7 separate regions of the Mus musculus genome follow, and regions 1, 3, 4, 5, 6 and 7 are each linked to region 2. A link is a loop called in an ENCODE intact Hi-C map of the cell type or tissue named here. Cell type or tissue: left cerebral cortex. All regions are shown on one strand. Each heading gives the region's core, and the rest is flanking DNA. Links, peaks and the distances in the headings are about the cores only. Region 1 has its middle 29 kb from the start of Gm34306. Region 2 has its middle 23 kb from the start of Gm34244. Region 3 has its middle 6.6 kb from the start of Mir181b-1. Region 4 has its middle 100 kb from the start of Gm34306. Region 5 holds the start of Mir181a-1 (microRNA 181a-1). Region 6 has its middle 120 kb from the start of Gm34306. Region 7 has its middle 180 kb from the start of Gm34306.

Region 1 (4,585 bases), core at 381-4,380, 470 kb before region 2:
GGGGATATCCACGGGGCCCCACCCGCTCAGAGGAGAAGAGAATGTGGATGGAAGAAGGATTGTGGGAGGGGGTGACCTGGAGGGGGAAGTAAGTGGGAAGTAAGTAAAATAATAATAATTTAATTTAAATAAGAGAGAGATTCTATTTTAAAAGTTTGACTGCATTTGTTCATAATGTTTCCACTTACTATAAAACGTTTTTCTTAGTTTCCCCTGAGGTGTAAATGGCTCTTTCATCTATACTAGATGAGGAAGGAAGTGTAAAGGTGCTTTGTGGAGGAAGTGAGCCATAGGCCTTAAGATCATGGTAACTGATGTGTAATGTGTTCTATATCATATTATGCAATGGAATACTTGTGAAGAGATGTCTATCACATTACTAGCAGACACTGTTCATTAGAAAACACATGTAACCTACACATTTTTTTTTGTGTGTAGCATGTGGTTGTGATGTCATTGTTGCTTTTAATCGCGGCAGTGATGATTATGATGGTAAATCCAAGACTCCAACTGGTTAAACTACATCTCCAGGAAGAAGTACTTGATGAAATACTCTTTAAAGATAGGTCCATAATGAACTGAATTTTAATAGATTAGTCAAGAACTTTGAATACTAGCCTTTAATAATGCAAGGTGAGTGTGACTATGGGAGGAATTCTAACTTCAGAGGCATATAATAAGGGTTCCCATTGACTATGCATCTCTATAAAATAGTAATTCTGAACCATCTATGTGACTGAGGTACGTGCTGCCAAGGTCCTGTGAGTAGAGAAAAGCATATAATTCCTATATCAGATCAAATCATACATTTTTCATTTGGAATGCTTTAAAAATGGATTAAACAGAAGAATTAAAGTTTATCTTGTCAAAGTATTTAATGATAAATCACACAAAGATTGGAACTTGATATTCAGAATACCAAAATATTTCCTGAACACCCATATCAATGTGACAATAATGAAATAGTTTATATCATACTGGGGATAAGATTGAGACTAACCAGAGAAGTGTATGAACAAGGGGTCTGCCCTGGTTTCTCATAGGCCTTGGTGCTGACTCATGAACCATGGCTCCAGATGCCCCTGTATTCTGGTGAGGGTATCTTGACTGAGCACAACAGGCACAGACATGATAGTAAGCAAGAGTCACCGAGTCTTATGATGTCAATTGCATGAATACTATTAGTTCTTTTAAGAAAAATAGCCATTGAAGTAAGCAGAGCAACACTCATCTGTAGACACTCATTATTTTTAATGACATTATAATCATTGTGCAGTGAGGACCTCAGTATAAAGCAAGATTGAGCTCAGAACACTTAAATTATTCATTTCTGTGTCTGGTGAACTGTCCAGAGTTTCTCCAGAAAGCCCACAGGTACCTATAAACGCTTCTTGAAGACTGCTTTTGATTTCTCATTAAAAGGGCATTACTGTTGAAAAAGTCTTCCTGAAGATAGAACCTAAAGATACAACCTTAAGCACACACAATCTTCTGTGGCAGTCACTGAGACACAGACCAGAGCATCTGTGTTTCCGTGGCGTGATGAGATGACTTGGGAAATTGGCTTCTATAGACTTTGACTTATATCATTATTTGTCATGATTATTCTGAACCACAGATAAAAATTCATGAAGTGCTATGTATGATAAGTATAATATGTGAAATATACCTAATTAATTTGCTAGTAGAAAGGAAATAAAATTATGAACCAGACTTTGTATTACTTCTCACCCCAAATTCATATGGTGCCTCTTTTATGAAATCTACTTTAGTAAATATTTATGAACCAAATGGACATTTTGCCAAATTCCTATATCTCTTAGCTAGAGATTCTTCCAGCTTTTATAAGAATGCTGATGTTACATACTGCAAAACATTTACACAAAAATGATTCCTTTCTTGAGGAATTAAAATTAGGAATTTAAATTCCTGTTTGAAAAAAGTACCTTGTTTCATGAGTATTTTGATTGGAAAAAATAGTGTCTATTCATGTCATCAGCTTTCTATGTGTCTCTTCTTTGTGATTTAAATGTAATCAATTTTGTTTATATATATTTTTTTCATCAAACATAAAAACACTGAAACATAGCAAAACATATATTATAATAAAATTGTCTGTAGGATGTCATGGCAGATACATCTAAAATATTGAAAACATTTAAAATATTATAAATGAGTACAGAAAGACAAAGAAAATAAGCAGAAACTGGTGTGGCCTTTCAATGAATGTCCCAGTTGCTAAATTTGGAAAGCCATTTTCCTACGTACCATGCATGAGTAGGATGAAGGAGATCCCAAGCAGAGCTCTGCAAGTCTCCCACAGTCCATTTCTGAATGGCATGTGGAGAAGGCTGTACCATGCATGGATGTCTTGGCTTCTTTATCTGAATTTCCTTTCCCTGGACTACATCAGAGGCTCAAACTTCAGGAACCATTGCTGCATTGGTACTTGCTGATGTAATGGACTAGTTAGGGACATTGGCCTAACAGAACTCATTCATTTCTTGCTCTTTTGAGAGTTCATCACCGGCCATTATGCTGCTATGTCTTCAAGGACCCAGATTTTCAATTCTCTTTCTTTGAAAATATTAATGGAATCCTCCACAGCTCCTGAGGAATGCACAAGGAAAACACTTGGCAGAGCATGCAGGTGTTGAGAGTTTAGATCTGGAAAGAGGTACACGGATCCTTTCCCACTCCACAGGTCCACAGATCCTGTGTGCGGAGGATAAAGACTGAGATGAGTCTGTGGGTGGGCCTGAGAAAGGAAAAAGCTTCCTGGTACCGAGAACCATAATTCTCATTCACAACTGCAAATATTTCCAAATAGAACTGTGTTTTCAGTAAAACTACCCAAACTTCACACTGCAGGAGTTCTGTTAATATTTGTGTGTCACTTTCAAGCCTAGAAAAGACAACAGAAGAGTAAAGAGGACATGTAAAAACTGCTTAGAGGCAGACAATTGCTGTTGTTCTCTCTATAACAAAATAAACTATGGTGGTAAGTCATTAGGGAAAAGGAATAGTAAGGATACTGTAGGGGAGATTCCTAAAGGTTGATGGCTATGGAGAATTGTAACGCATTTTATAAATATGCTCTTAACTATTCATGTACATGAGTAACAGTGTGTAAGTCTACATATCTTCCCAGGGGTTGTATCCCATCTTATCCTCAGAAAAGCATGGTGGTGTTCTCCAGATGAGAAAGCAGCAGTGGAATGAGTTTCAACTCCCACTCAAAAGAGGCTCTTTATTCCCTTCCATCCTGGCACCCCCAAGTCTAATACTTCTCCTTGACTTCTTTCTTCCTTTTTGTCTGTGAAAGAAAAACTGTGTCCTCTGAAGACATCCTCCCAGGATTCAAACAACAGCCAGAGGTTCTTAAAAGGACTCGTGGGCAGTTGGAATCTTAAAGGCAGGTAGAGGCAATAAAGATGTCTTGTGGTTTAGGTTTCATGTCTCATCTTTGCTTCCCCCAGGCCATGGTGACCATAGGGGATTCAGAAAATTTCCCAGACATCTGGACAGCTAGAAACAGTTAGAGAGAATGTTATCAAGTAGATTAACTCAACAGTCATCTACTGTACACAATCCCATTGCCTAATGAATGGAATAGCTAATGCTAAAGTGAGACAATTTGCTTTCACAAAGTGCCATCTACTTACTCTTTGGTACCTATAACTTTCCTGGCAGATTGCTCAAACTTACATGTATCATAAGTTGGCCTGTAAAAACAATAAGGTATTTGAACATTTGATATGGCTTAAATAAACCCTTCAAGGGACATAAAATGGATTTATTCTATTTTTCTCCCTTGAAATAGCAAATGTAAGGATGTAACTGAAGCATAATTCAAGGCAAGGGAAAAGAACTCTACTAATAATCATTCATTTGTGCAAGTATTGTCATAGAGATGATGTCAAGAGAAGTTATCAATGGCAGACAGGACAGTAAATACAAATATCTCTCTTAGATCACTACTATTGCATTGTTACCCTGCTGATATGACTATAAACTTAATGCCATATATAACACTAGCCTATTGTAAATAGTAACACAGAAAACAATATCTGGCCTATATATTCCACAATCTAGTGAAAATAATTTTACAGTTCATTTATTTTAAGATAATTGTAAGTTAGCTATCAAATTCACCATTTAAACCTACTTGTCACATTTTATTTTTTTGTAGACTGGATGACTATTCTATTTCTATACCATTAAACTTAACTATTAGAAGCTATTAGAAATATATCACATTTAGTAACTAAATATTGATAGGTTGTTACAAATGTTATCCTTGTAATAGTGACATGCTAGTAATTATAAAGTAGCATGGTTCATTTTAGTTTGCTTGAGTTTCATTTCTATTATTTTAGTTTATTCTTTGACAAATGTGTACACCTATGTAATGCATGTTTATCATTACACATACATCACACACACACACACACACACACACACACACACACACACACCACCTCTCTTAACCGTCTTACCACTTTGGATCTTTTTCCCTTTCTAACAAGTACCCTTTGTATTTTTATGTCTTTAAAAAATACTGAGGTTAATTAGGGTCGCTTGC
Region 2 (4,585 bases), core at 220-4,219:
CCCACAGCCCTATCCAGATGTCGGTTCACGGTACTGCAGTAGCCACAGCATGGGGAGGTTAGAGAACCACATTTACCATGTGTGCACTGCTCTGTATTTAATGTTTAAGCTCTTTAATTCTTTGTGTCTATGAAAAGCCTCAGTCAGAAAATCCAGATGGACTATATTAATCAGAGCACATAATTTTAGTGGTAGACATGCTTATTCCCAAAGCCTGGATATATTCCTAGAGCTTTGCAGAGCCTCGTTGTCTTGAGGGAAAAAAAATACGCTTGGCTCGGCAGCATTTGTTAATTTATGTAAGAAGGAAAATGAATCACATATAAACATATGGAAATATCCAAATGCCAGGTTTTCAGTTTTTTTGTTTTTTTAGGTTAGCTCCCTGAGTCCTCATTTTCTTTCTAGCCTGGGATTGGTGGTATCGGTTTTTTAACATTAAACAGACTCCTTGTTTGGAGTGTGTGTGTGTGTGTGTGTGTTTCAGACCAAGCAAATTTCGTGTTTTCTTTGGACAGAAAACTAACAAAGGATGGGAAGTCCTTACTTTAAGACATTACAGTTAAGGGTCATGAACATTCAAGCAGGAGTTACTGCCATCCAGAGGCAGAAAGCCACGAACAGCCATATCCTATCCTAGCTCCATCGTGGAGGAAGGAAGACAAGCAAAATGTGTAGGTTGCAGCAGTTTTGGTCGTTAAATCATCCAAAAAGAAATTGGAAAATGCCAAAACTTGAATGTCACTGGGTCTCTGGTTCTCCTGTTGTCAGAAATGACAGAGTCTCTAGTCCAGCACTCTCCAGAACTGGTCACGGTTTAAAAAAAAAAAAAAAAAAAAGGAGCAGTCTGATGTCAGGCTGGCCATCTGTGCCAACTGTCCTGAGTACTGGAGTCTGTAACACATTCAAAGTGAGCTTCGCACGTGTCTTTGCACATATAGTTTTCTTATATTAAAGCTTTGATGACTGTTGCTGAGGTTAGCTGTTCTAGCAGTTGATACAGGCAGCCCATAGCCCTTCAATATAAGTCATATGCTGTATTTGCTGCCTAGTGACTGTCTAATTGGAAGTAAAGACATCCATGGTCTTTCAGACAAGAGCTTCCAAGCATGTGTGCATGAATTTTTTTTTCTTTTTTGTGGCATTAACAAGCGAAGTCCTGAAAGCTTTGGCATACCTGAGCATTGGGCAGTCATTCTAAAGGAACTAGCTCAGCGCCATGCAGGTTTGGGTGCCGTGGAAAAATAGGTCCATCTAGGTAAGAGACCACTGCACAGCAGCACTAACCACTAGGAAAGTTTCTGCAGCATCACAAAGACAGATTCTGGAAAAATATAAATATGTGTGTGATATATTTTACATGACTCACATATAAATATAGTAGTCACATATACATACACACATAAGTGGTGGTTACACATTGGTAGAAATTCCAACTTAAAAACTACATCAACTTCAATTTTTAACAACAGGCACAAGTAATTATACTTGCCACTTGCAGGTATTTTATACACTCCTGATGGATATAACTGCTTTGGAATAGGTTTTAAAACTTGGAAACACACGCATACACCATTTCTCAATGGGCAAAGCATACTTCAATTTTCTAACTGAATCCTACCCACATGAGTGCAAACATTTTGAGTCAAATAAAATGATTTAAAAATTGCAGAATAATATAGTGTTAATCATCTTCACTCTGCTTGAAGTATTTCAATGCTATTCTATCATATTTTGGGGAAGCCACTCTCAAGCATTTTAAAGGAGAGATAGAGAAGGTTCTCCCAATTTTTAATAGACTTACAAAATACGGACATGAAAGTACGAAGCCTATACTTCTCTAGCCTCCCCTACCCCCGCCCCCCTCTGTCTTAACACTGGGCTGCCCTTCTGCAGGGAACTTTCCACCAGATATCTTGCATGTTCAGGGTTACCAGTGCCCTCTGCTGGCTTTCTGCTTGAAATGAGAGAATGGAGGGAAAGACAGAGATAGACAGACAGACAGGCAGACAGATGAGAGAGACAGAAAAAGATGGACAGAGAGACAGACAGAGAGACAGAAACAGACAGAGTCAGAGACAAAACAAACAGACAGGAGGCCCTTCTGGTCCTGGAAACTGGCACTAAAGAACTAAACAAGAATGGAAGACTTACCTTCACTAATCTTATTTTCTTGTTTCGTTGTCATCTTAAACTTCTGCCAGAGATCCATTGTGGAACCGTTTGTTCCAAGGGGTTCTCACTCACTGCTAATTCAGCATCAGGAAAAGAATATTAGGCTGGGATGAAGGGGCAAATGAATGCAGATTTGGGGACATAGTCACTCATTTTACAGATGCATAAACCACTTACAAGAGGCCCAGGCAGAAGTCGGTTCTCCATCCACCCTAACCTGTTAATGGGTTCGGCAAGGAAGAGCGGCAGTAAGTGCAAGGGTGAGAGGCTGCGATGGAGACTGGCAGTCCTTGCTCACTGTGGGCATTGTTTGGAAGTTTAGCACACAGGTGTGTTGCAAATCCTGTCACTTAGCTCTTTTCCTGCTGTCAGTGTCACTTTTCACTGGGCTCCTGTCCACTTGCCCTGACTCTCGTTTGTCTCCTTTGAAGAAACTCTCCAAAGAGCAGTCAGGGTGATTCTTCTTTTTCATAATGGATTTACTTTTATTTTATGTACGCTGGTATTTTACCTGCATGTATGTCTATGTGGGGGTATTGGATCCCCTGGACCTAGAGTTGTAGACAGTTGTAAACTACCATGTGGGTGCTGAGAATTGAACCTGGTTCCTCTGGAGGGGCAGTCAGTTAAATGCTCTTAACCACAAAGTCATCTCTCCAGCACCAGGTGATTTCTTCTCGAGTTGCATTCAGATTAAACCTCACCCCAAGCCGAGTAGTCTCCCAACATGTTTAGAATACAACCCAGTCTGATTTGCTCCGAAATTCCTCAGAACCAACATTAGTGACCAGTACAAACTAGGTATCTGGTAATTTATTTTAATAAAGAATGAACAGATGAAAGTCATATAAGACTATACTAAGATATTATCACGCAATCTAAAAATAAAAAATAAAGCAGATACTGAACTTGAAGTAGTGATTATCACTGGTTGCTGGCCAATAAGTCTAGGCTAGCTTTCTGGATCTCATTTGTCACATAGACTGAATAATGGCTGTGGGCTTTAATGGTTAGTGATTTGAGGCCTCGAGGTCTACCACCTAAACACACATACACACACACACACACACACACACACACACACACACACACGCACACCAATGTGTGTGCATGCAAGTGTGTGCGCACGCACACACACTCCTCAGATATGTGTCTATCTTATCCTAAGTTATTTTCTAGTGAAACTGCACAAGTCAAGCAAGATTGCTAAGTAATACTGACATGGAGCTTTTGATATGTAACAGTACTGTGCTAAGCATTGACACGTTTTGAGAATTGAATGTATGACCAGCAACTAACACTCCATACAACCTTACTTAATTTGAAGATGAGAGGAAGAAAACAAAGCCACCTAGCCAGTAAGTGACACATTGTGATTCACACATCTACCATCTGATTTCATCACCCAGAACTACCCTGTAGAGTCCTCACGAATACCAGGTGTTCCCTGGCTTTACCTAACTAGTTTCTACCCTAAACTAGGGATGAAAAAATTGTCCCTTAGTCACAAAGGAGACAGTAATAAGTGACCTGCCCCAGCCCCAGCCTTCTGCCAGGCCTTTAGTGTCTGGTAGAAAGAAAGCAAAGGAAGGAGATTGTGTTTGTACAAACAAAAGTGCATCTTACAAAACAGAAAATTAGCAGCGGAAATATCAATTGCTGAGAGGGAGGGGGTTGAAAGGTTGTCTCACCTGAGGTAAAACACGACTTGGCTGCTGAACTAATGACGACATCAATGACAAGAAACACAGACGTGTTCAGAGAGAAAAGCCACCCAGCACTCCAGTGGTCGCTGTGAAACACTAGCCACGCAGAGAACAGAGAGGTAAGGCACTTTACCTTTTGGTTTTAGATTCCAATTTATTATTCTTCTTGGAGCAAAGAAAAAACAAAGATCGATTTTCCTAAAAATCTACACTAGGTAAATGATTTAAATATAATATAGGCTCAGAAAACGAAGACGAATTGTAAAGGATGACAGGATGACTATCAGCCACGGAAAGTGTCTGAGCCCCCTTGTTATCTTCCATACCATAAGATCAGCTCTGAGGAATAGAATATCTATCTAAGGGTAGACATGCCCCATTAGCACAACCCATCCCTCGCTCCAGAGCCTGCATCTCGTTCACACTCGCTTCTAAACTTACTCCAAGGTGTTTTCTTTGGGTACAATCACCTGACAGAATTACTTCCTAATACCACTCCTTAGCATTATTTCCTGGTGTGAGAAGGTTTATCAATGGCAGTCAACACAACTAGGTCTAAAGTAGAAAGCAGACGAGTGGGTTTCCTTTCCCCCACAGAACTGCTGGCTCACAATTTTAAAACAAATTTAGAACTTTAAAGTCACATTATTTCCCTGTCTTTATTAAAGAACATGTGTGTGTAGGTATAAAGAGCACTTCATGCT
Region 3 (4,585 bases), core at 319-4,318, 640 kb before region 2:
CAATAAGAGGAAAAGAATCCCAAGGGCAGGCAAAGGAGGCAAAGATATGCCTGCACTCACTGTTCAATTTCTGTGAAGCCATGTGAGGACTGCTTAGGTTGATTTAATAGGCCATATTCTTCTTAAGTTCTCCACCCCCTCTGATTTCTACATTCCTCCATCACCCTCTCCTGGGGGGGGTTCCCTGATCTCTGAGGTGAAGGACACAATAGAGAACTCCAATTTAGACTCTCTCCCTCTCCCTCTCCCTCTCTCTTTCTCTCTCTCTCTCTCTCTCTCTCTCTCTCTCTCTCTCTCTCTCTCTCTCTCTCTCTCTCTCTCTCTCTCTTGTATCTGGCCATGGGTCTCTGCATCTATTCCCATCAGCTGCCACAGGAGGCTTCTCTGGTGAATAATAAACAAACAGTACGTCAATCTACCCATCTATGAGTATAGCAGAATATCATTAGGAATCATTTCATTGATTGATTGAATTCTTCCTTCCTTCCTTCCTTCCTTCCTTCCTTCCTTCCTTCCTTCCTTCCTTCCTTCCTTCCTTCCTTCCTTCCTTCCTTTCTTTCTTTCTTTCTTTCTTTCTTTCTTTCTTTCTTTCTTTTTTTTTGGCAGCCATATTTGGCTATACACTAGGTCTCTGGCCTATCTAGTCTCCTATCCCTGTCCATCCGGACAGCATAGAGCATGGTCTACCTTTATGGGCTGGCTACTCCGACAAGTTCTACACCACAATTGCCCCAGCACATCTTGCAGGCAAGATAGATTGTAGGTGAAAGTTTTAGTGGCTGGGTAGGTTTCCATTTTATTTTTCTTTTCATAGCCTACAGAGTACCTTCTTATGTCAAAAAGATTAGACTATAGAGGTTTGTCTACTCTTGAATGGGACATGGGGTAGCCCACCTCCACAGGGAACTCTGTTCCAGCCACCACACTAACTTCTTTCATTTTCTTGAATTATTATTTTTCCCAGTACTAGGTGCCTGTACCTGTTATTTTCTCAAGCTTGGATGCTTTCTGTATTAGTCTCCTGACCCCAAACAGTTAACATTTTAGCTTCTCTTCTTCATCTGCAGAAAGAAAATATTACAGTAGACCAGCTTGGGCCATCTTAAGACTAACTCTAAACAGTGGAGCTGTTAAAGGATTTTGGCCCTAGAATCTTTTTGGCATATCACACCTTAACTCCATCTAAATTAATGCTCTTCACCAACTAACAATTGTATCATTTTTATTTTTCAGCATGAAAAGATCTTGGACTTATTCTTTCTGTCACTGTAAAGGAGGTTTTAGTCTTTTTTACATTACTAATAATATTCCTGTCTATATTAAACATGTTTCATTTTTTCCCATGAGTTTTTGGCAGGGGTATGTGTTCCTTTGCTGTGCACATTGATCAAACTCAGCTACACTTTGACTTTTTCTTCTTTCTCGAAGTTTCCACTGGTCTCCTTTTCATTCTCTAGCCCTTTCTTTTGAAGTCCTCTAATTACAGAAGTGTGGTTGAGATCTTCATCTGTAAGTAGAGTTCAGGTTCTAAGAGATAATGAGTATGTCTGCTCTCACTCTGATGTACCCCAGCACTTAGCTGTACAAGTAAATGCAGGGCTTCCTGGGGCATGCTTTTGAAACAATCGAGTAGATAACTGTTGATTTCATGACCTCAAATTCAAAACCAAGAAAGTGCATGTATACATACTTCTTTAATTTTCAGTGTTTTAAGACTTTGATTTTAGGCAATGGTTGATTTTTTTTTCTACATAATAAAGGAGGATACATCTTCCCCCTGTAGTAGGCTGTGTTTACCAGTTGTGAAAGCCATCTAATAGTCCGGAGAAAGGCGATTTCACCACCCTTGCCTTCTGACATTACAACAACATGCCTGAGCAGCTGTGCAGCACCAGAGCTGCCACAGAAATTCTTCTCTGAAAAGGTGATCATGTTACACCCCAGAGCCTGGGATCTGATTACTCTTGCTATAGAAGCCTGGAAAGCTACAAATGTCATTAGTGGCCATTAAATTACTTGGCTTGGCTTTCAAAGACTATCTCTGATGTTTGCCTCTGTGATCTCTCATGGCTGTAAACGCTATAAATTGGGGATGTATTTTCACAGGGATTCATATTCTTTGAAAGATTCTATGCATTTTTTTTGTCCTTCTGCAATGAAATCAGAGGCTGCACTTAAGAATTCAAATGGAGAAGCAAATCTTGGAATTAAGTCTGTGTGAGTATTGGCATGCTCAGACCCTCTTCTGAACCCACCCACTACTCCCTTCTGTTTTACCATGTTCAAGCACTTTCATTCTACATCTAATTTTAATGTGCAAACCATCTCATTCCCTGCAATTATAAAGCATGTGTTAGCACTTAAGCAGCTGGAGGGGGTTGCCTAAGGTAAGAGGATTGATAACATAGACCAGGCATCTTAAAAATGGCTTTGTGTGATCTGGCACTGCTAGCTAAGACTTTATGTTCATGGTTCCAAGCTGTCTGTCCGGGACTTAGAGAAATTCAGGCAGTGAACACACGGGGCTATTTTATTCCTGTTACTTGGTGTTGATATTTCAGGATATTTTTGCATAGCAAATGTCTAGTTAAGGAAGTCTGAAGGTATTCACAATCTGCTTTCTTAAAGGAGCTGGAAAAGGGAATAAATTTGTCTAAGGTTGATGGCGAAGTGATTGGAAAATATGACTAAGATCTAACAAAACTGTACCACGTTCTGACAGCATTGCAGAAAGCAAACAGATTTGTGAAAATGCAGATTTCACTGCTACTTCACCAGTGCCTCTTCTCATTACATCTTCAAGATTAAGAAAAAAAAATCAGCTTATGTCTACACGTTATCCTTACCTTAAGGATAAGGGGTAAGAATTCACATTTAAAGTCAGTACCTTGGATAAAAATAACCACGAGAATCCAAAGTAATCTTAGAAAATTCTTTAAACATCTGTAAACTTTAAACGACTCAGAATTACAATAAGTGCCCCAGATTTTCCATCTGTTTTACATACATCAAGTTTTCCAGGCCTAACCTAATTGTATTTTAATGTAAGCAGTAAAACCAAATAGGGATATTCTGTAGGTACACCATTTGCTTTCTGATCCTGAGACAATCCTACCTACATTGCTAGCATCTCAGCAGCTGACAGTGTCATAACTGGTGATTTTTAAAAATCGTGATTCCTTCCGTTTTTCCTCTTTTTTTTTTCTTCTTCTAATGATGGATTTTGGAGGCAACAATAGGTTCTTAGATTTGACTAAGTAGTGCAGTTAGATCCAACAATATGATCAGCAGGTGAGGGCATTTGCCACCAAACCCGATGATCTGAGTTTGATCCCCTGGTACTCATATGGTTAAAGGAAGGAAAAGACTCCAGCGCGTCTTCCTCTGACCTTCATATGTGAGCCGTGGCAGGCAGAGACACATGCACACATATATGAACACACTCACAACAAAGAAACTTTAAAAAAAATAAGCAGAGTAGTTAAATTCACATATAATAAATACAAACATAAACACTAGGGTCCAATAATTTAGAAACATTATGTGTGCCATAGATATAGATAGATATAGATATAGATATAGATATAGATATAGATATAGATATAGATGATGTAGATATAAATGATATAGATATAGATGATATAGATATAGATGATATAGACATAGATACAGATACAGATATAGATCTTCCCAAGACATCCACAACTTAGTTTTGACTCACAGCCTGTGGCTGAAAGTATTGAGTTATATGAGTTAGTTATTCATTTATAGACACTGCTGTGGGAACAGAATGGAGGATGGGGGGAGAGCGGCAAAAGAGACATATCACCAATTCCAGGAATCAGACATGGGAGACCAACATCAGGGTGCAGATCTGAATTTATTGCAGAGCACATACATTTGTATACAGTGCTTAGCCGATCCCTAGGCATAAATTCTTGGCCAATCATATCTTGTCACACTGTCATTTTGCTCCAATGAGAACTCTGCCTGCTGAGGTTACTCAGAAGCAGCAGGGTAGAGGGGAGCATTGTCACTTGTTATGCTTTCCACTAAGATAGGGGAAGCAGCCACCACCTTCACCTTAGTTCCTTTTTGGTGTCTCACTGATGTTCAAGGAGCCATCTAAGATCTAATTCAGTATACAGAAGCTCATGACTCTGAGGAGTCCCAGGAGACTCTGGCAGCTTGCTCTCCATTCTACTCTTCCCATCACAAGGTTAACCTCCACTGCTTTCGCTAAGTAGACATGTTTTTGACTTACTTATTCATCCAAAATGTATTACATATATTACACATCTACTATAAGCTTGACATGTCTTTTGTATCAAGTTTAGAGCAGAAGAAAGAAAGAAAGAAAGAAAGAAAGAAAGAAAGAAAGAAAGAAAGAAAGAAAGAAAGAAAGGAAGGAAGGAAGGAAGGAAGGAAGGAAGGAAGGAAGGAAGGAAGGAAGGAAGGAAACCAGGAAGTAAAGCCCTCTAACTTGTGCAGATTAAGTTAATTTATGAGTAAGCAAGACCAAATATTTTTTGCTTTTAATATTTTATTAAATGTTTTGGAATTCGGTACAATGTATTTTGATCAA
Region 4 (4,585 bases), core at 279-4,278, 330 kb before region 2:
ATCCGGGGATCCATCCTATAATCAGCCTCCAAACGCTGACACCATTGCATACACTAGCAAGATTTTGCTGAAAGGACCCAGATATAGCTGTCTCTTGTGAGACTATGCTGGGGCCTAGCAAACACAGAAGTGGATGCTCACAGTCAGCTATTGGATGGATCACAGGGCCCCCAATGGAGGAGCTAGAGAAAGTAACCAAGGAGCTAAAGAGTTCTGCAACTCTATAGGTGGAACAACAATATGAACTAACCAGTACCCCCTAGAGCTTGTGTCTCTAGCTGCTTATGTATCAGAAGATGGCCTAGTCGGCCATCATTGGAAAGAGAGGCCCATTGGTCTTGCAAACTTAAGATGCTTCAGTACATGGGAACGCCAGAGCCAAGAAGTGGAAGTGGGTGGGTAGGGGAGTGGGGGGGAGGGTATGGGGGACTTTTGGGATAGCATTGGAAATGTAAATGAGGAAAATACCTAATAAAAAAAATTTTTAAAATAGAGTAATTCATTTGTGTACAGATTTTCCTCAAAGTTACTAATAAGCTCAGAAAAATTTGATAGAATGTGGATGAACTATATATCAAAATCCAAGATACTACTTAATATCCATTGGGAAGGCTACAGTAAAAAAAAAATACAGACAATGAATCAGAACGTTTTGCAGAATTAATAGGACTTCAAAATAGTGTGGCCATTTGGGAAAACCATTTGGTAAAGTGTTATGCATGACATTGTCACATTTGACTTCTCCAGAGTCACATAAATAAGAGACATAGAAAATATATCTACACTAAATATATACATAAATATCTATGTCATAGTTGGCAGAGAACAACCAATGTAGCTACCTAGATGCTTAGCAACTGAAAATTTTATATACAGTGAATATGTTTATCCATAAAGTTAAAACATATGGAACATCAAGTCAGAAAAGAGAACACTGAACATTGAAGCTCATTCTCTGCTTTTCATTCCACTCAAGACCACGGCCCAGGGAAATATGCTGCCTACATTTAGGGAAGATTTTTCTCAGGACAGTCAACCTAAGCTAGAAACTCCCTCACAGACCCACATGGGCTTTGTTTCCTAGAATATTCTAGAGTCTGTCAAGTCAACAATATTAACGATCACAGAGAGTGATTCAAGATCATTTTTTTTTATGCTTACTATATTTTAAACATTTATCTAAAAGTAAATTGTCTAGAGAATCTAAATGAAGAAGACTCCTAGAGTTGGTAGATGAAAATTATGTATCTGAGTGAGCAACCAATATGGCAAGCATTTTTCAAGTGAAAAATTTTATAAAAATTACTTTCCTTTAGTTTAAAGTCCAGAATCAAACTTTTCTTGGAACCTACCTCTTGGTTACGGCCTAGTCACCAATTTCTAAGTCGCCGATGTCTACATAGAAGGTTTTGGATCTATGTGTAACAGCTCATGCCCGCCTAGGTTTCCATTTCTTGCCCTTCCTAGATCACCTTCAACTTGAGACAATGAATGGGAAACATAGACAAGACTGTTTGCTAGTGCTTGTGAGCAATGATTGATCTGGAGTTAGGAATGCCTCCTGCAGAGTAATGCCATACTTTGCAGAGACTTCTGGGGTTTCACGCTGGAAACAGGAATCTGAAAACTAGAGTGTTCTCTATTTCCAGATTTTTTAATAAAGGGATTGTGATAGAACATAACTTTATCTTTGTACATCAGTTGGTTTGGCTTACCCAAACTAAAGCATTTCTACATTCTTAAATTTAGAACTAGGTTCCTACAGTTTGAAGAGCTCTTTCAGTCAGTAGAATGTAAAATTCATACACAGGAGTAAATATGAATCAATAGAACAGCCCATTGCCTTGTGTGAATTTCAATGGGTACAATTTATGATAGTCACAGGGAGCAATAGCAATCTCATCCTCCTGATTGAATACTATAGATTCCACATGCTAGACACGGCCTCTTGGCAAAGGGAGCCTGGAGACATTCCCATGAAAGAAAAGAAAGAAAGAAAATATGGGGGTGGGAGTACAAGCATGATCTCATGGAGATGAAGAATGAGGCTGCGTTTATAAGTAAAATGACCTCCTAAGTTTCACAAAAACATAGACACACTCTATTTTCCTTTCCAACGAGTATGGGAAGCACTTCCTGCCCAGGTCTCTGAAGCACTGTTATGGAATTTTCCTTTTGAAGCTTAAAGACCCAAATTTTCCAGCAGGAAGATCCCTTTGAAGTCATGCTCTGAGAAGTGTCAAAACATATGGGGAACAACCAAAACCATGGGAAAAAAAACCTCTTAAAGTGTAGAAAACCCTTTTCTAAAAGAATGGCTGGAGAGACACTGGGATCCCAGTATGGCAAATGTTGCTGGTGTCTGTTGTTTTGTTTTGATTTGGGGGAGGGAAGAGGACTTAGAAAATCTGAGATACTTTTCCTCTTAACAAAAACCAAATTAGTGATTCCATTTGCTCCAGTTTAGACATAAGCATTTTCAGATCTATGCTCTCCGTTACTTAAAATAACCTTACACTCTGAAGACTGAATTTCTGGAAGTGTTTAAATTTTTATCCACTTCTATAGATTCCAGATTTGATTTTACACATTATTATATGCACAATTCCCCCAGGTACTCTAGAAAATTAAAATAGCATAGAAAATTAATACCCATTAAAATTAGTTGGAGCCTGAATAGGGTAGAATGGTATGTGTGACTGGTGGCTGAGTGGGTGGGAAAGATGTTCCCAAGAATGTGGAGGGCCTGTAAGATCTGCTTTCATAAAAGCATTTATAAAAATCACATTCTTACTTTTTCCTACTAAATCTATTAATGACTTGGGGTAGACCCATCTGGTTGTTCCCCTTACAAATTGGAGATAATTGAGTGAAAACTTCAGAAGACTGAGAAAAAAGTGTATGGTTTATAGGCTCTGAGGCTTGCTGAGTGTTTTCATTTATTCATCTTATGGACATCTGAAATTCAAACTATACCAAAAATACTGTATTCTATTTAACTTCTTATCTTACTCCCTAATCTTTCCTCTCTAGTCTTTTCCCCTATATATGCTATAATGTCCCTCAAATTAGCAAGTGTGGAAACTTGTGTTCATGCGTCCTCTCTCACACACTACTTTCCTGCTGGTCAGATTTAACAGGTTTGATTTCTGTGACTGTTTCCCATGCAAATCCAGCTGTATTTCATTGCCAGAATTACATATGTCTCAGAATATCCAAACTTTCTGCAGTTAGTTCATTTTTGATATGTGTTTTTCCTTCCAAATACACATCACCAGGTTCTTGCTTTAAAAAGAAAAAGATAAGGGAAGCCAGATAGCAACTCACTCTTGAAATCTCAGTCCTTGAGAGGCTGAGACAGGAGAAGTGCAATGGGATTGTAGGAAGCCTGGGCTATAATACAGTATGGTCAAGGCCATTCTGGCTGCAGAATAAGACTATCTCATTAAAGAACATAACAAGATCATAACGTTTGAACACATTGTTTCATTTAAAACTCAATGCTTTTCATCATCTAGATATGGCCAGCATTCATTGTCATTCCTTTGTCATGTTCATACCACAACATTTGACCCTCTTAGAACCATTCTTTTATTTCTGTGTATGTATGTTTGGCCATGTTCATCTCTGAGTCTGTTTGTCTCTCAGAAAAATGCTATGCTTTAAAAGAGATGTATGGTGAAATTTTTAAAGTTCAAGTAAGAAAATACTCACCAACTGTAGCTTTTACACTGTGCACAACTATCATCACCAATGCCAAGGAACTAGAATAAAAGTATAAGTGTAGACTTGGTGGATTCTGGGTGGATGGTAATATGTTAAATTAACTTCTCTGAATCCTAACAGGTTTTCCTTCGAAGTGGTAAAATGACTGTAGCTCTCATCATTATGGCATAGCATGACCATTATTTAGGCAGAAAATGTCACATTTCTCCAGCATTTCTGGATTACTCCCTGACTGACTGCATCACATACTCCGCCTAAGGAAAAAGAAATAACCATGGCTGGCCTCAACAAACAGGAATATTATCATCCCTGGGAGTATCATAACTGATAATTAAGACAAGAAAAACTTCTATTCTTCTTGATGAATAAGAAGTAGCTATGAATACATAAATAGATGTTTATTGTATCTGTGGGATTAGAATGAATATGGGAAGATAGTTAAGAAAATGGTGTCTAGAAAGGCTTTGAAGGGAAAGATAGGAGGATCAAGGTCTGTGAGAATTTGCCTCTTGGTCAGAAGGTTGAGTTCATAAACACTTGACATTGCATTGCATTGAAAACAACAGAAATCTCATTAGTAACTAGAGTACAGCGCCTATTAGTACAGTCTTCCATAATTTCCAACAGAAATGCTACCTGCCTTTGAAAAGCATCTCTTGTCTCCTCTAACGTACATTGACTACATCCTACTACTCTTGGATAAATATTATTATTTAATATACACTGTTTTTTGTTATAATTATATCTAATTCCTATGGGGCCTTATAATATATTCCTTAAACAACAGAGCAGTAGGATCACTCTTTTAGACCCTTTAATGATCTGCCAGTTAAGAGACACTTAAATGCTTATAGAATAA
Region 5 (4,585 bases), core at 441-4,440, 640 kb before region 2:
AGGGTAATGGAAAGGAATAAAGACACAGGAAACCACTGTGAACGCTAGATGTAAATTAGTGCAACTATTTGGGAAAACCGGATGACATGTCTTCCAAAAAATGAAAATAGTATCCCTAAATTATATGTCCTCACATCCCTACATCCTCTGTGTGTGTGTGTGTGTGTGTGTGTGTGTACTGAGATATGTATATCAAAGAGGTATTTGTACTCTCTTCATTTCAACATTATTGATAATAGCCAAGCTTTGGTAACAAAGTGTCCTTCAATCAATGAATGAGTAGAGAAAATATTCTGACATTATGGATGTTTTCATAGGTATACACACACACACACACACATATATATATACACATATATGTATACACACACATATACCTATATATCTACATATCTCCATTACCTTAGCATATATACGAATACACACACACACACATACACACACAAATACACATATGAAATGAAATACTATCCAGGCTTAGAAAAGTTTATCAACAAATATATACCTGGATGAATTTATAATCAATGAAATAGAGGCCAGTGCCGCAGGATCCACTTAAATATGGAACTTAAAGGGAATGATTTTATGGAAGAAGAGTAGGAAGTTTGCTACCAGGGGTGGAATAATACTGGTGATTTGGTTTCACCAAGACCAGCTTCCATTAAAAAAAAATCTGCACAATTGGGAGAGAGCAATGTTTCAAGATGTCAAATTGTGGGCTGAAGAGAAGTAATGAGAGAACACACAAATAGAGACTCTTCTGCAGGTTACTAATTAAGTGACGTTTCCAAACTCATAGCTTTTTAAGATAGAAAAAAGAAGGGGGCTGTTCAGTGAATGAAGCAGGAATAGAAACTTTTTTTTGAACTTCTTGTTTTTTGTTGAGATTAGAGCCTTGTCATACGTTAAATGGAACGAAACAGACGGTGGGAGAAAGGAGTTATGATAGATAGAGATGCCCCAAGCAAGGCAGGCACTTGTGAACTAACTACGTAAAATACTGTGGGAATGAATATTCTGAACACTAGAGCAAGGTCCCAGGAATGGATTTCTGTAGTGGGAGTTGAATGTATATCATAATAAACTGATCAAGAGAGAGAAAGGACAATATGTTTGATAGATTTTTTCCCAACGAATTAAAATCTATTAGGTACCATGTACTAGGTACCATGTACACACTGTATGCTGAACATCCTGTTATAAATATTAACTCCAACCACTGTACTTACTATTGGAGGTGATGAACCTTAATGACAGATGTTCTTTTTGAAATTATAGAGCCAAACTAGTTAGGAAACACACACACACACACACACACACACACACACACACACACACACACACACTTGCTTGAAGACAGTCCCTGGAATCAAGTCTACCATTTCAGAAGAAAGTAGAGGGTAAATAAAGATGATGAACTATAATCTTAAATCTGAGGTCTCTCTGGGGAAACAAATCTATTGCATGATTATAATGAGCCCCTGGATAACAAAGTACTTGGCTATTGAGGTACTATCCCTCTGCCTACCAATTCCATAGAGAGTAGAGCCATTTCAGCGATTCTTTATGCAGAGCAAAAGAATTCCCTCTTGCTTCAAGCCCATTTTGACCAAGAAATCTAATGAAAGATGAGGGGATGGTTATTTTCTGTGTAACAATGTGACGGATAACGGGGCAGGAAGTAAGATATTTCTTTGGTTCTTCCTCCCACCAGCACAGCAGAGCAGGAAGCCGTGCCAACCCAGGGCTACACAGTTGATTCTGGGCATCCAACACTTTAGCATTTTTAAGAAATGCCCCATTTGTAACCCCCAGGAGTATAGAAAAGCAGTATTCTTATATAAATTAGTGACTTCCTCACAGAAATAGGACTTGATATGAATTGAATAAACAAACCTGAAAGTTCAGACAGCAGAAGTTAAACCGAGAAACGGCGTTAATACCCCCAGGACCTCTATTAGGGAGGGAACGTCTGTTGATTGCGACAGCAAAAAGCGGGGCCACAGTTGCATTCATTGTTCAGTGAGCTTTTCTACACAGTTCAACCCACCGACAGCAATGAATGTTGATTGTGACCTTTGTAAACATAGTCTCTGAAGAGGCGGGGAGAATCCTGTCGGGTCCTGCTTTGCGGTTCTGTCTTCAGCAAACGCAGAGGGCCATGGAGTAGATGATGGTTAGCTATAGGGTACAATCAACGGTCGATGGTTTTTATTTGAATTCCAAACTCACCGACAGCGTTGAATGTTCACTGAAGCAACCTGTGAGGCAGAGATGTGCTGATTTAAACAGTATCTGTGGGAGTCTGGAGCAGGAGGGAGGCAGAGGAAAGCCCAATCCTTTAACCAAACCTGTCACACATTTTAAACCATTTCAAAAGAGTACAGAAGAAAAGAAGCAGGATTCCTCCAGCCCAGAGCTTGGCAAACCTCCACTTTGTGCTGTGTCAAAGAAAAGAATCGGATTTTTTTTTTTCAAAAGGGAAGAAAAGTCCTTTTGGGGGGAGCTTAGTTACAGGCTGTTAAAGACAGGGAGAATTTATCATTCAACAAAATTGGAACTATCAAAAAGCAAAACAAATAGTATCTAAGTATCTCATAATTTAAATATTGGTATGTATATAATAAGAACTGCAAGGACGCATGTAGGTCATGCAGAATCAAGCAGAAACCACTTAGGTTTTCTCAAGTTACATTGCTAACAATTTTGAACTTCTATGTTTACAATGTGCATGGAATAAGCATTTATTTTACAATAGGCATTTTAATTAGTATAATTTCTTTTAAACATACTTATTTTTAAAACAATCAAGGAATCAAACCAATTTAGCACATCTTTCTTTGCTTATGACACAAGACTTTAAACTACAATGAAAATTAATACAACCTATGCCTACTGCCTGAAATTCAACTCCTCTCACTTTGGTTATTATATCCTAATATTGTTATTTGTTTTGATTGAGTGGATCTGGCAGTAACTTCTATCCATTTCCTAGGTGTTCTTGAAATGAAGTGCATTTACAAGTTAGTATGAACTCTATTGAGCATGTCTTCAAAACTGATTTCAAATATCAACTTAAACAAAAATCCCTTTGTACTCCTCAAAACTAGGGTAGAAAGTTACTACATTATACTTATGTAGACTCTTAAGTGGCTTTAATAAGTATATATATATATATATATATATATATATATATATATATATATATATGTGTGTGTGTGTGTGTGTGTGTGTGTGTGTGTGTGTGTGTGTGTGTGTAACTATTAATAAAATATTGGTGAACCATTCAGTCCAAATTTTTATACATATTCATTTTATTTACTTAGAATATTGTATGCTAAACCTGTAATCATTTATTATCTTGTACACGAAGAGATTACAGGACAAGTGTCTCTGGCTGGTATTTTGAGGTAGATAAGGTAACGATCTGCTGATGGCATGCATTCAGACTTCAGATAGTTACAAGACATAAAACTGATGAATCTGAATAGTCCTGTGTGGCTTCCTTTGAGATAGCTTTCCTGCAGAGGGCTGTCTCTTGTGGAAGGAAAGCAAGTCTTCCTGGGACCATCTGTGTTATCAGTTTCACCAGAATGCATGTTGCTCATGTTCCCTTGCTTGACCACTGCACTATCATATTCAGGCCAGCATCCCATTGCTTCTATACATACCTGTCATTGCTTTTGATATCATTTTTTCAAGGCTGCTGAGCTGAGACTCTAAGCCATGATCATTGCCTTATCTCAATATACAAAATTGGAACTACGATCAAGCAATTTCCATCCGAATCACAATTAATAGCAAAGCACCGCAATGTGAGGGGTTTCCAGAACCTTCTAAAATTCTCTGTAGAAAATATAAGTCCAAATTTCTCAAATTCTTAGAATAAAATTACGGAGAATACTATCATGAAGTTCTTAGGAGATTGAAAGTGATTGGTGTTTAGTAAGAAATTAGATTAAACATCACATCACTGACATATTTTAACTCCTATTTATCCAATGAAACATGTACTTTTCTCATGGCTATAGTTTTTGATGAGAAAAACCTCTCAATAACTTAAACTCACTCTCCATGAGGAAAAGCACCTCTGCTCTTGCTGCACCTGCCTCACAGTAAGAGAATAACTTCAGGACGGTATTCTACAGGGGAAAGATGTCTACTTGCTGATTTAGCTTACCTTTCCTCGGCTTTCTACAATGCTGGTTCCAATCACTATTTTACTAGCTAACCTTGTCTGCACTGTTATTTTCCAAATTTGATAATTGGCTGGAATATTAATGTTGGACAGTATTGAAATTTTACATTTTCTGTCAGGTGTCGAGTCTTATTTGACTATTTTTAGAAAATGTTAAGATTCCAGGATTCTAAATTGGTGTTAACCATCTGCTTCCTTGCAGTTTTTCCTGAATCAAGAGCCACCAGAAATATGTCATTTGTGTGCACGTAGGCAACCATTCTCCCTTCATAATTTTTGGAAGGTCTTCTGGACAGGTTAAAACTGACTTGCACCATTGCCAAATTTACTTTAGCTTTTATTTCTCCTCCCGGGGCTTTGGAAGCATTAAGAAGTTCAGCTTTGCTT
Region 6 (4,585 bases), core at 437-4,436, 320 kb before region 2:
ATATGCTTATTTTTATCTACATTCTTTTTTATTATTTACTGAATAGTTGCAGCTGGCAATTTTTCTTTAGCTCCTTTGACAGTTCATGGAATGGTCAGTACAAAAAAGAAAAAAGGAGAGGAGAGGAAAGGAGAGGAGAGGGGAGGGGAGGGGAGGGGAGGGGAGGGGAGGGGAGGGGAGGGGAGGGGAGGGGAGGAGAGGAGAGGAGAGGAGAGGAGAGGAGAGGAGAGGAGAGGAGAGGAGAGGAGAGGAGAGGAGAGGAGAGGAGAGGAGAGGAAAAGAAAAGAAAAGAAAAGAAAAGAAAAGAAAAGAAAAGAAAAGAAAAGAAAAGGGACATAAAAGTTACTACAAAATAAAGAATGATAGGCCAAGAGCTATATATTTTAAAATATAACAACAGAAGCAATGTAGGTACAATGTGCTGCTGTTTAAGAGACAAATTTATAATTGTTAACATACATCTCATTTTAGTTTGAATACATAAATTAGAATAAGAGATAAAGAATGATTTAGATTTTATTTACATCACCATAGGAGCTAACCCTCTCTCAAGTGCATGGGACACAGTAAGGATGTCCCATGTTTTTTAAATTTCAGCATGGTTAGATTTCTTTTTGATCTCATGAAATTATCTACACAAGAAGTACTTTGCTGGGGATTTAATGGACTGAGGGGGGGTTCACTTCCATTGGTAATTAAAATAAGCTGGTTGAGGAGAAGGTTGGACATCCAGAGGAAATATGTATGGAATAACTATTTTAATGAAACAATGAAAGAAAACCTTCTGATCTAGTCTCAAACTAAATTTGAGACTAACTTATTTCACATACTGGTATGATTTAGACCAATGTGAAATATTAACACATACCTACTACTTTAAGGATCAGTGCAAACACTAGTATCTCCCACATGACCTTTCTCACCTTCCCTCAGACAGGGATCCATCCAACGTGGAGGAGAAGCCTGAACAGAAGGCTCAAGAAGCCACAGTAGCTAGGAAACAGGCAAATGTGGGCACATTTCTGGAGCACATTTACATGTGGATACCGAAATGCCAAGGTCCAGGCAGCAAAAGCATCTATTTTGTATTCAGAGAAAATGAGAGACATTTAAGTAAAATAAAATTAGAGTTGAAGTAAGACAAATTGGACACGTACAGACTTAGCAAATGACCTGTCTCCACTTCATAGCTTCTTTAATTAATGATAAGAAAAATTGAAAGGTTGAGACATCTGAGCTTCCTTAAAATACTAATGTGCCCTTACTGCTTTTCCTGACCTCTTTGTGAACAGGTTAGTAAGAGACATTTAACCTTTTAGGATAATCTACAGACTACATATTTCTAGAACGCATTTGGATACTCTGCTAATATTATCTCATGCAAGTTTTAAAACTCTTTAAGGAAAAATGTTTTTTAAAAAAAAGAATTTTGACCAAGAGCCTATGACTGCATGTAAAACAATGTGGCATCTCAGAGAATGCATTTGATCTTGCTGAAGCTGTGTGGGAGCCGGCACCACCTCCTACCAGCTGCTGTGCAGACTCCAGGTGCTTCCTTTCAGGACCCCCACCCCCCACCCCGACCAGAGGAACCAGGATATTGGTGGAGAAAAAAAGTTCTTTGGCACAGCAAAAGGAAGCTGGACATGAGGAAATACACAAAACCAGTATGTTAACTCTCTGGGTCTTATCAGCTCCCTGAAAACAGACTCTTCATTTAGCCCAGGCTTCTGCAAAAGTCCAAATACCTACTGTCCCATCTTAGAAACTCAGAATGGAATGACTCCTCAGGGCTTTACTAGGCTCCTGTTGCTTAACATCCCACTCTCTAGACACATTCACTACTCAGTTCTTTCTGAGTATAGACTCTGTTTTTAGGCTTGTCACATGCTTCCTACATTTTTGCTCTGTATCTGACATCCTCCCCAAATCCAAATCCAGTCTTAGAATCTATACAAGACTGTCTCTGACACTTAGGTCAAATTAACTGCTTAGTTCTTGGTGTATTGTTTATCATAACATTAGCAGTATTTTACTACAAATAGATCTGTCTGACCTGGACAGACATCGAGAAGGGAAGGGTAGTATATTTTGCATTCTCTAACCCTCTATGTTTAGCAGTTGTTTATCAACACTTAAAAATCCCATTGTTTACAGGTGGAAAACATTCAAAACATAATGAAATCAGTGTGCTAAACAGAGTTACATGAGCATCTATACCACATGCTTCCTTAGAATCTGAGAATCTATGCTTTTTCGGATCTGCCAGCTAGAAGGTTTGGTTACATACACTGCGGTGGGTGGCCCAGGATGTAGAATCTCATAGTTGTTAAGCTGTAGACATCGACTTAGGAAGAATTCCTCTGTTTAACCACAATTTGGTACTTTGTAGCACATAAAAGATAACAAAGAAAATGTATCATAAATAAATAATTATATTTTTTTCTACTTATATTATCACAGAATTTGGATTTCTGCAACACTGCTCAGTGGTTAACTTGCAAGCTTACTGTGTCTGCCTGTCCTAGGCTGTAGGCCCTATGACAAATCACACAAAGAGCCTGGCTCTCTGCTTGTGCTGGTGAGCTGCAGGTAGCAATCACTTTAATGGTGCTACGGTATATTTTAAAGTACTCTATTTGAGTGAAGTACAACTTGAAGCAAAGATATATGATTACTGGCTGAAGCCTTTATAAAAAAAAATCACAGCATGCTTTGGCATGGAGAAAAAGACAAGGTCTGTGTCATTTTTGTCTGAGATATAATCAGTATTTTCAGCCATGAAGAATAAACCTTTCATTTTGGTTTCATGGTAGTTCTTATATAGACCAAACCACATCGTTGAAGGGGGTTGGGGAGTCTCCCTTACCCTAAACTGTCTACCATAACTAATTCCTTCAAAGTCATTGGTTAAAAAAAAAAAGAAAAAGAAAAAAAGAAAAAAGAAAAGAGGAAAAAGAAAAAAATTGACATACATTCTGACTTTGGTTTTTGGCTTAACATTATACTGAGTTCCCTGAATATATTTAATTAAAACCTTCATACAAAAATCTCATGAAACCGATTTCTGGAGCCCTGTAATCGGGGTTACTTGTAGGAGTCATTACCTTCCTGCAAACAGGACGTCTGTCCCTGGAAAACTAGTCTGTGTCCTCATTTTATCACCACTCGAGCACATGCCATGCTCAGCGTTGCTCCAGTTCCAGCTGCAAGGGCTCCTGGTTTACTGGGACTCTTCCTCACACTGTAACATAGCTATTAACTGCTCAACTAAAATGCCTCTCAGTAGGTGGAAAACAAATGATTAATCAAATGTGGCTCATTGTACTGACAAACTAAGCACACGTAACTAGAAAGACTTGGTCCAAATGTGAGGACTACACATAAGCAGAGCTTGTCGGTGAAAATGGCTGACCATGGGCTCCTTCACACCCATGGACTGTTTCAGATGACGAGCTGTTTCAGCACCCGACTTGGAAGCTGAGTTTCTGAATTGTCTGCTATCATGGTCTTTGTTCTTTCTACTTCCTGGCAATTTGGTATCCATGGAGAATCATCATTATAGCATGGTACCGCAGTTCCATTGGACCGGGGTGTGTTAAGGAAAAGGCTGGAAAGCAGCACTTTCTGTATCAACCAATGGCGAATTGATCCATTCTATAATCACCGACTCTGTGCTTGGCACTGCTCATGTGATGAAGCTCACATCCTGTTCCTGGAGATCAGCAAGATATGCTGGCTCTGTTCTTCCATAAGAACAGAGGGATGACCTAAGAAGGAAATTGGGTGGCTTTACCTTATTAGTAATGATAGAAAATTAGTAATGATAGAAATTAGTAATGACAATATCTGAATGATTTTCTATCATTACTAATAATACTAATTGGCTATATATCATATACCCAATTACACTCACTGAGGTAAACGTAACTTATACTGTTCCACCAGGTACCCAAATATTTCTTCAGCAGAAGATGACCTTGGTGACAAGTAGCCACGGGCAAAAATATCTGATTCTTGTTTAGTTGATTTGTGATGTATAAATATATGCAGGAGTTTAAGAGGCCATAGTGTACAATTTTCTCTTAAATAAGCTATTAAAAAGAATGAATTTATGAAATTCCTAGGCAAATGAATGGACCTGGAGGGCATCATCCTGAGCGAGGTAACCCAATCACAAAGGAATTCACACAATTCGTATTCACTGATAAGTGGATACTAGCCCAAAACTTAGTATACCCAAGATATAAGATACAATTTGCCAAATGCATGAAACTCTAGAAGAATGAAGACCAAAGTGTGGACACTGTGCCCCTTTCTTAGAATTGAGAACAAAACACCCATGGAAGGAGTTACAGAGACAAAGTTTGGAGCTGAGACAAACGGATGGACCATCTAGAGACTGCCTTATCTAGGGATCCACCCCATAATCAGCTTCCAAACGCTTACATCACTGCATACACTAGCAAGATTTTGCTGAAAGGACCCAGATATAGCTGTCTCTTGTGAGACTAGGCAGGGGCCTAGCAAACACATAAGTGGATGCTCACAGTCAGCTATTGGATGGATTACAGGGCCCCCAATG
Region 7 (4,585 bases), core at 234-4,233, 250 kb before region 2:
GACATTGATTTCAATTTCATATGTAAACAATATTGCAAGAAACCTGATTGTAAAAATAAACCAACCAACTCTATCTGGTGGCACAATCCCTTAATACCAGTAGCAGGAGGCGCAAGCAGGGAGGTCTCTGGGAATTCAAGGGCAGCCTGGTCTACATAGCAAAAGCCAAAGCTATATAGTGAGACATTGTCTCAAAGACCAAATAAATAAGCCTGGGAGTTAAGAGAGCTTGCGGCTCTTGCAGAGGACTCAAGCTTGGTTCCTAACATGCACGTGGTAGCTCACAGCTATCAGTAACTTAAATTTTAGAAAACCAACATCCTTCTCTGTGGGCTCCTGCATGCATGTTGTACACATACATAATTTCACACACACACACACACACACACACACACACACACACACACTAAAATAATATGTTTAACTTGTTAAAATGCAAAAACAAAAAGAGAAACAAAGCAAACACGTTGCTGACATCAGTGTTTGAATGTTAACAATAGGCTCTGCTCTGGCTGACTAGAATAGCTCTGGCTATCGGAAGCTCCTTGAGGACCCGATTGTAAAATTTTTCTTTAGAGAAAAAAAATTCATTGTACCTGAATAAGTTATGAATGAATTTCAAGCCCCACTGGAACTTTCTGTTTTGTTGCACCCTTGGTCATTTCAGATTCTATTCTAATGATCGTTACACTCTCCCCTGGAAAAATTGTCATCACATCTGACGTGGATCATTTATCTATTACAAAAACAAAATGCAAACTAATCAAGAATTAGTTAGCAATTATTTCACGATGTATAAGTGTATCAAAACATTGTCATTTTATATATCTTAAGAAAGCTTTTTTAAAGGAAAAGAAAGACAGAGAAAGGGAGCACAGAGAGAGAGAGAGAGAGAGAGAGAGAGAGAGAGTGTGTCAGATATAGACACACATGGAGACCTACAGAGAGAGAGAGAAGCAGAGTCAGATACACAGACAGACACATACACACACACACACACACACACACACACACACACACACACACACACAACCTTTACATGGAAAATAAATTATTTGATATAGGCTCCTTCCTCTAAGAATATGTAAAACTCTTATTGTAATCTTATCGTCGAAACATAACTGTGCTTGGAAACAAGGACTGTAAAGCAATAGCAAAGGTGATCTGAGGTCATGGGCATCCACTACGATGGGAATCCTTGTGAGAAGAGGAGATTTAGACATAGAAACACGCCAAGGAAAGAACACATGGACATGCAGAGAGAAGTCCAAGTTCAAGTCCAGAAACCAGCATAGCCAACAGCTTGATCCCAATCAGATCTGTGAGAAAATAAATACCTACTGTGCCCCCTGACCGGGAAACCTAGTCACAGCTGCCCTCAAAACGAACACAGCCATTATCAGATCCAAGTGGCAAATGAGCCCTTTGTCTGCTTTGACTCGCTTGCCTTAATGATTTAGTTAAATAACTTTTCCTCTTGGTCTAAATTATGTCTTGTGTAGAATTTGACTACGTTTGATCTTTGTGCTGCTTAAGCCAAAACAACTTCATTTTTGTTAATATTCCACGTGTCATTCTTATATAAGACTCCACTCGAAAATGGTAACTTCGGTTGCTGAAGATGATTTTTTTAAAGCCATTGAACTAAGAATCCTTTGAAAACATAGCCAAATTGTACCTATCCACTCGCCGGCCATCTGCTCTGCCTTCACTGTCACGTGATAATGGTCCACCATCGGCTGTGAAGCGGGCAACACAGACGGAGTGTGTGTGGGGCACTCGACAGCTACCTTAGCTACTTGGGTCTTACAACCACGTATCACTTAATTTGGAGTCTGCTAAGAGGTATTTTGTATGGGTAAATGAATGGAGGTTTGACTCTGCAGAAGTCCTTCCTATCCTCATGACTAATTCAAGACAAATCTGTAGGCAGCTCTCTTTTACATGCTTTTTATACTCAAAAAACGAAATGGGTAAGGCAAGCTGTACAGGCGGCTGTACACTTGTGAATATGTGTTTAGGTTTTAGATTTACTGACATAAAAAGAAAATTCACAGTCAACCCCACCCTCTGTAATCTCTCTGAAGTCTCAGGCTGTGAAAAAAAATCAAATAAATATTAGTACACTTTTGAATCTCGGTAAGTTTCCATGTGGCAAAGAAGCGTTTTGGTTTTTTTGTTTTCTTAATGAACTGTTTTTAAATGCATTTGCCAAGTGGGTCTCATGAAATAGGCGTGGGATCAGCTCTGAGTAGCCACTGTGTACAAAGACGGAGAGGAGATGGGTATAGATGCGCCCAGCAGACAGGATGGATACATAAACAGGGAAGTACCTTATCCTGGGAATTGGGAGCAGTGAGGTAAGGAGATTGTGCAACTGCGGGGCGGCGAGGATGACAGGACTTTTGGGCAACTGGTATTATTTTTTATTCCCAAATCTGAGCTAAGGAGTCTTTTTTTATTTTTTTGTTTAAGATTTATTTGTTTTGTGTGTATGAGTACACTGTAGTTGTCAGAAGAGAAGAGGGCACTGGATCCCATTACAGATGGCAGTGAGCCACCATGTGGTTGCTGGGAATTGAACTCAGGACCTCTGGAAGAGCAGCCAGTGCTCTAAACTGCTGAGCCATCTCTCCAGCCGCAAATGGTGTTTTGACATTTGACTCCAGAACTGTTTGAACTACTTATGAGAGAGAGAGAGAGAGAGAGAGAGAGAGAGAGAGAGAGAGGAGAGAGAGAGAGAGAGAGAATACATACATTAGGTCAAAGAAATGGCTCAGCCAGCAATGACACTTTCCACAAAGCCTCATTTCTATCCGAGACCCACAGGGTGAAAGAAGGGAGCTGGCTCCTGCAAGTTGTCTTCTGACCTTTGTACATGAGTCATAGCATTTGTCTTCCAGAAGCACGAAACCTTTAACCATCCTCCTTGAATACTTTTGATTTTCACAAGGTGAAGGCTGTGGTGGATAGAGTCTCACTCCCAGGGCACATTTGCTGAGTCCAGGTGCAGATCAGGACTTTTCTCTTTCACCTTTATAGCGCCATTGTCGTTACACCTTGGTTGCATATTGGACCTTGCCTGTGCTCTTCTCCTTGGAGAAGCTCTCATTTCAATACTGTTCTCCTGCACATTGGAAGTCTCCATCCTGGATGAGAACAAATGGAAACCAGGCCACTGCATGCATCCTCTTCTGTCTCAAATTTTTTACTGCCAAAGAAATTGTCCTGTCACTCAAGGTATAGGGACAAAGGAAGAGTACTTAGAGATTTTTGCCAAGACGTTCGATGAGTGGTGCCTAATCCAGTTGCTGACAGAGTCCTTCTTCCCCTGTGAATCCTCGTGAGCTGAGCCTCTACTGGCCCCATTTCTTTTGGTATTCTTGTCTGCTAGGCTTTAGCAGAATGGCCCATCAAGATCTGCTTTCGGCATTCAAGAGCTTTTCAAGCTCAGAGTGCCAAATTTTCACATTGCTTCTGTAAACTAGATACAAAGGTCTAAGCCAACATGGTTAGGTCAGGCTGACCATAGCACTATTCCCACTCGTGGTGGCAGTTTTCAGTCCTTAGTTGTGATCCCTGCTATCATGATAAAATGCTCTGAGGAAAGAAACTTAAAGAAGAAAGGAATTGGTGCTGGTCCCTTTTATGAAGGCTCCTCCTGATCGGGATGATCACTCACGGGCATCATTGGAAGCTTTTCTTCTAGACCAAATCAAGTCGAAAACCAGTATAAACCACTGCCTATGACAATATACTAAACTTGATCTAGAACAATGAATACCTAGATTCAAGAGGAAATTCAATAAACAAAATTACCCTGAAAAATCTTCCTTAAAATACATTCCCCCAAAAGAAAGGTGATTCGGAGTAATTTAAAGATGTAATTTGACTCCAGACATTAAGAACTGCCAAGATCCAGGCAGACATTTCTAGTAGTCATTCAAGAGATGTTTTTATTAATTAACACATACAAATATTTACTTTGAAAATTTTCCCAATCTTTCAAACTGCTAGAGAACATATACAAACATGTAGAGACAATCTCAACATGACTCAATTTTTTTTTTTGGAAGAAAACAGCAGTTACTGATAGAGTTTGTGTCAAAAAGTGTACTATTCTTGTCTTAGTGTTTTATTGTTGTAAAGAGATGCTATGACCATGTCAACTCTTATGAAGAAAACATTTAATTGGGGCTGGCTTACAGTTTCAGAGGTTTAGTCCATTATCATCATGACAGGAGAGATGACAGTCTGCAGGCAGACACGGTGCTGAAGAAGCCAAGAGTTCTATATCATGATGTGTATCACACCAGGTATAAGTTGAGCATAGAAGACTTCAAAGCCCACTCCCACAGTGGCACACTTCCTCCAACCCCTACTTCAATAAGGCCACACCTCCTAATAGTGCCACTCCCTATGGGCCAAGCATTCAAACACATGAGTCTACGGGGACCAGACCTATTCAAACCAGCACACTTCCCAACACACTCATTCGGACCATTGCACATGGAACTAGGAGTCTCAGGGATCTTTAGGTTCAGCACTATAAACATCCCCCTGTCAACCAAGTGAGCACAATGTC

Evidence for each region. Peaks named below come from ENCODE experiments on the same cell type or tissue, not always from the same donor. Only the 100,000 strongest peaks of a DNase experiment are listed, where the experiment ranks them.
Region 1: a loop joins it to region 2, with 2.5 times the contacts of the local background. A loop is called at or near these places in 3 of 42 quality-filtered maps.
Region 3: a loop joins it to region 2, with 2.8 times the contacts of the local background. A loop is called at or near these places in 3 of 42 quality-filtered maps.
Region 4: a loop joins it to region 2, with 3 times the contacts of the local background. A loop is called at or near these places in 7 of 42 quality-filtered maps.
Region 5: it touches region 2 in a loop (2.8-fold over the local background); 3 of 42 quality-filtered maps call a loop at or near these places.
Region 6: a loop joins it to region 2, with 3 times the contacts of the local background. A loop is called at or near these places in 7 of 42 quality-filtered maps.
Region 7: a loop joins it to region 2, with 2.1 times the contacts of the local background. A loop is called at or near these places in 4 of 42 quality-filtered maps.

What each region holds. Positions count from the first base shown.
Region 1 is chr1:137,794,713-137,799,297 of GRCm38, reverse strand. No RefSeq gene overlaps it. Among named protein-coding and RNA genes, the nearest start is that of Gm34306, 29 kb to the right of the region's middle. In left cerebral cortex, for the core only: no CTCF peak of the experiment used is centred there; a DNase peak (open chromatin) is centred at 2,302.
Region 2 is chr1:137,328,163-137,332,747 of GRCm38, reverse strand. No RefSeq gene overlaps it. Among named protein-coding and RNA genes, the nearest start is that of Gm34244, 23 kb to the left of the region's middle. In left cerebral cortex, for the core only: CTCF peaks have their summits at 601 (motif pointing left), 1,740 and 1,946 (motif pointing left); DNase peaks (open chromatin) are centred at 318, 557 and 1,945; H3K27ac peaks cover 582 bases.
Region 3 is chr1:137,970,943-137,975,527 of GRCm38, reverse strand. No RefSeq gene overlaps it. Among named protein-coding and RNA genes, the nearest start is that of Mir181b-1, 6.6 kb to the right of the region's middle. In left cerebral cortex, for the core only: a CTCF peak has its summit at 2,541; DNase peaks (open chromatin) are centred at 2,435 and 3,836; H3K27ac peaks cover 1,147 bases.
Region 4 is chr1:137,662,708-137,667,292 of GRCm38, reverse strand. No RefSeq gene overlaps it. Among named protein-coding and RNA genes, the nearest start is that of Gm34306, 100 kb to the left of the region's middle. In left cerebral cortex, for the core only: no CTCF peak of the experiment used is centred there; DNase peaks (open chromatin) are centred at 2,153 and 2,733; H3K27ac peaks cover 1,773 bases.
Region 5 is chr1:137,964,132-137,968,716 of GRCm38, reverse strand. Mir181a-1 (microRNA 181a-1) reads right to left here and starts at 2,262; the gene lies at 2,176-2,262. Mir181b-1 (microRNA 181b-1) reads right to left here and starts at 2,078; the gene lies at 1,999-2,078. In left cerebral cortex, for the core only: no CTCF peak of the experiment used is centred there; a DNase peak (open chromatin) is centred at 2,370; H3K27ac peaks cover 652 bases.
Region 6 is chr1:137,647,268-137,651,852 of GRCm38, reverse strand. No RefSeq gene overlaps it. Among named protein-coding and RNA genes, the nearest start is that of Gm34306, 120 kb to the left of the region's middle. In left cerebral cortex, for the core only: no CTCF peak of the experiment used is centred there; DNase peaks (open chromatin) are centred at 1,006, 1,820 and 2,254.
Region 7 is chr1:137,581,628-137,586,212 of GRCm38, reverse strand. No RefSeq gene overlaps it. Among named protein-coding and RNA genes, the nearest start is that of Gm34306, 180 kb to the left of the region's middle. In left cerebral cortex, for the core only: no CTCF peak of the experiment used is centred there; DNase peaks (open chromatin) are centred at 1,467, 1,889 and 2,256.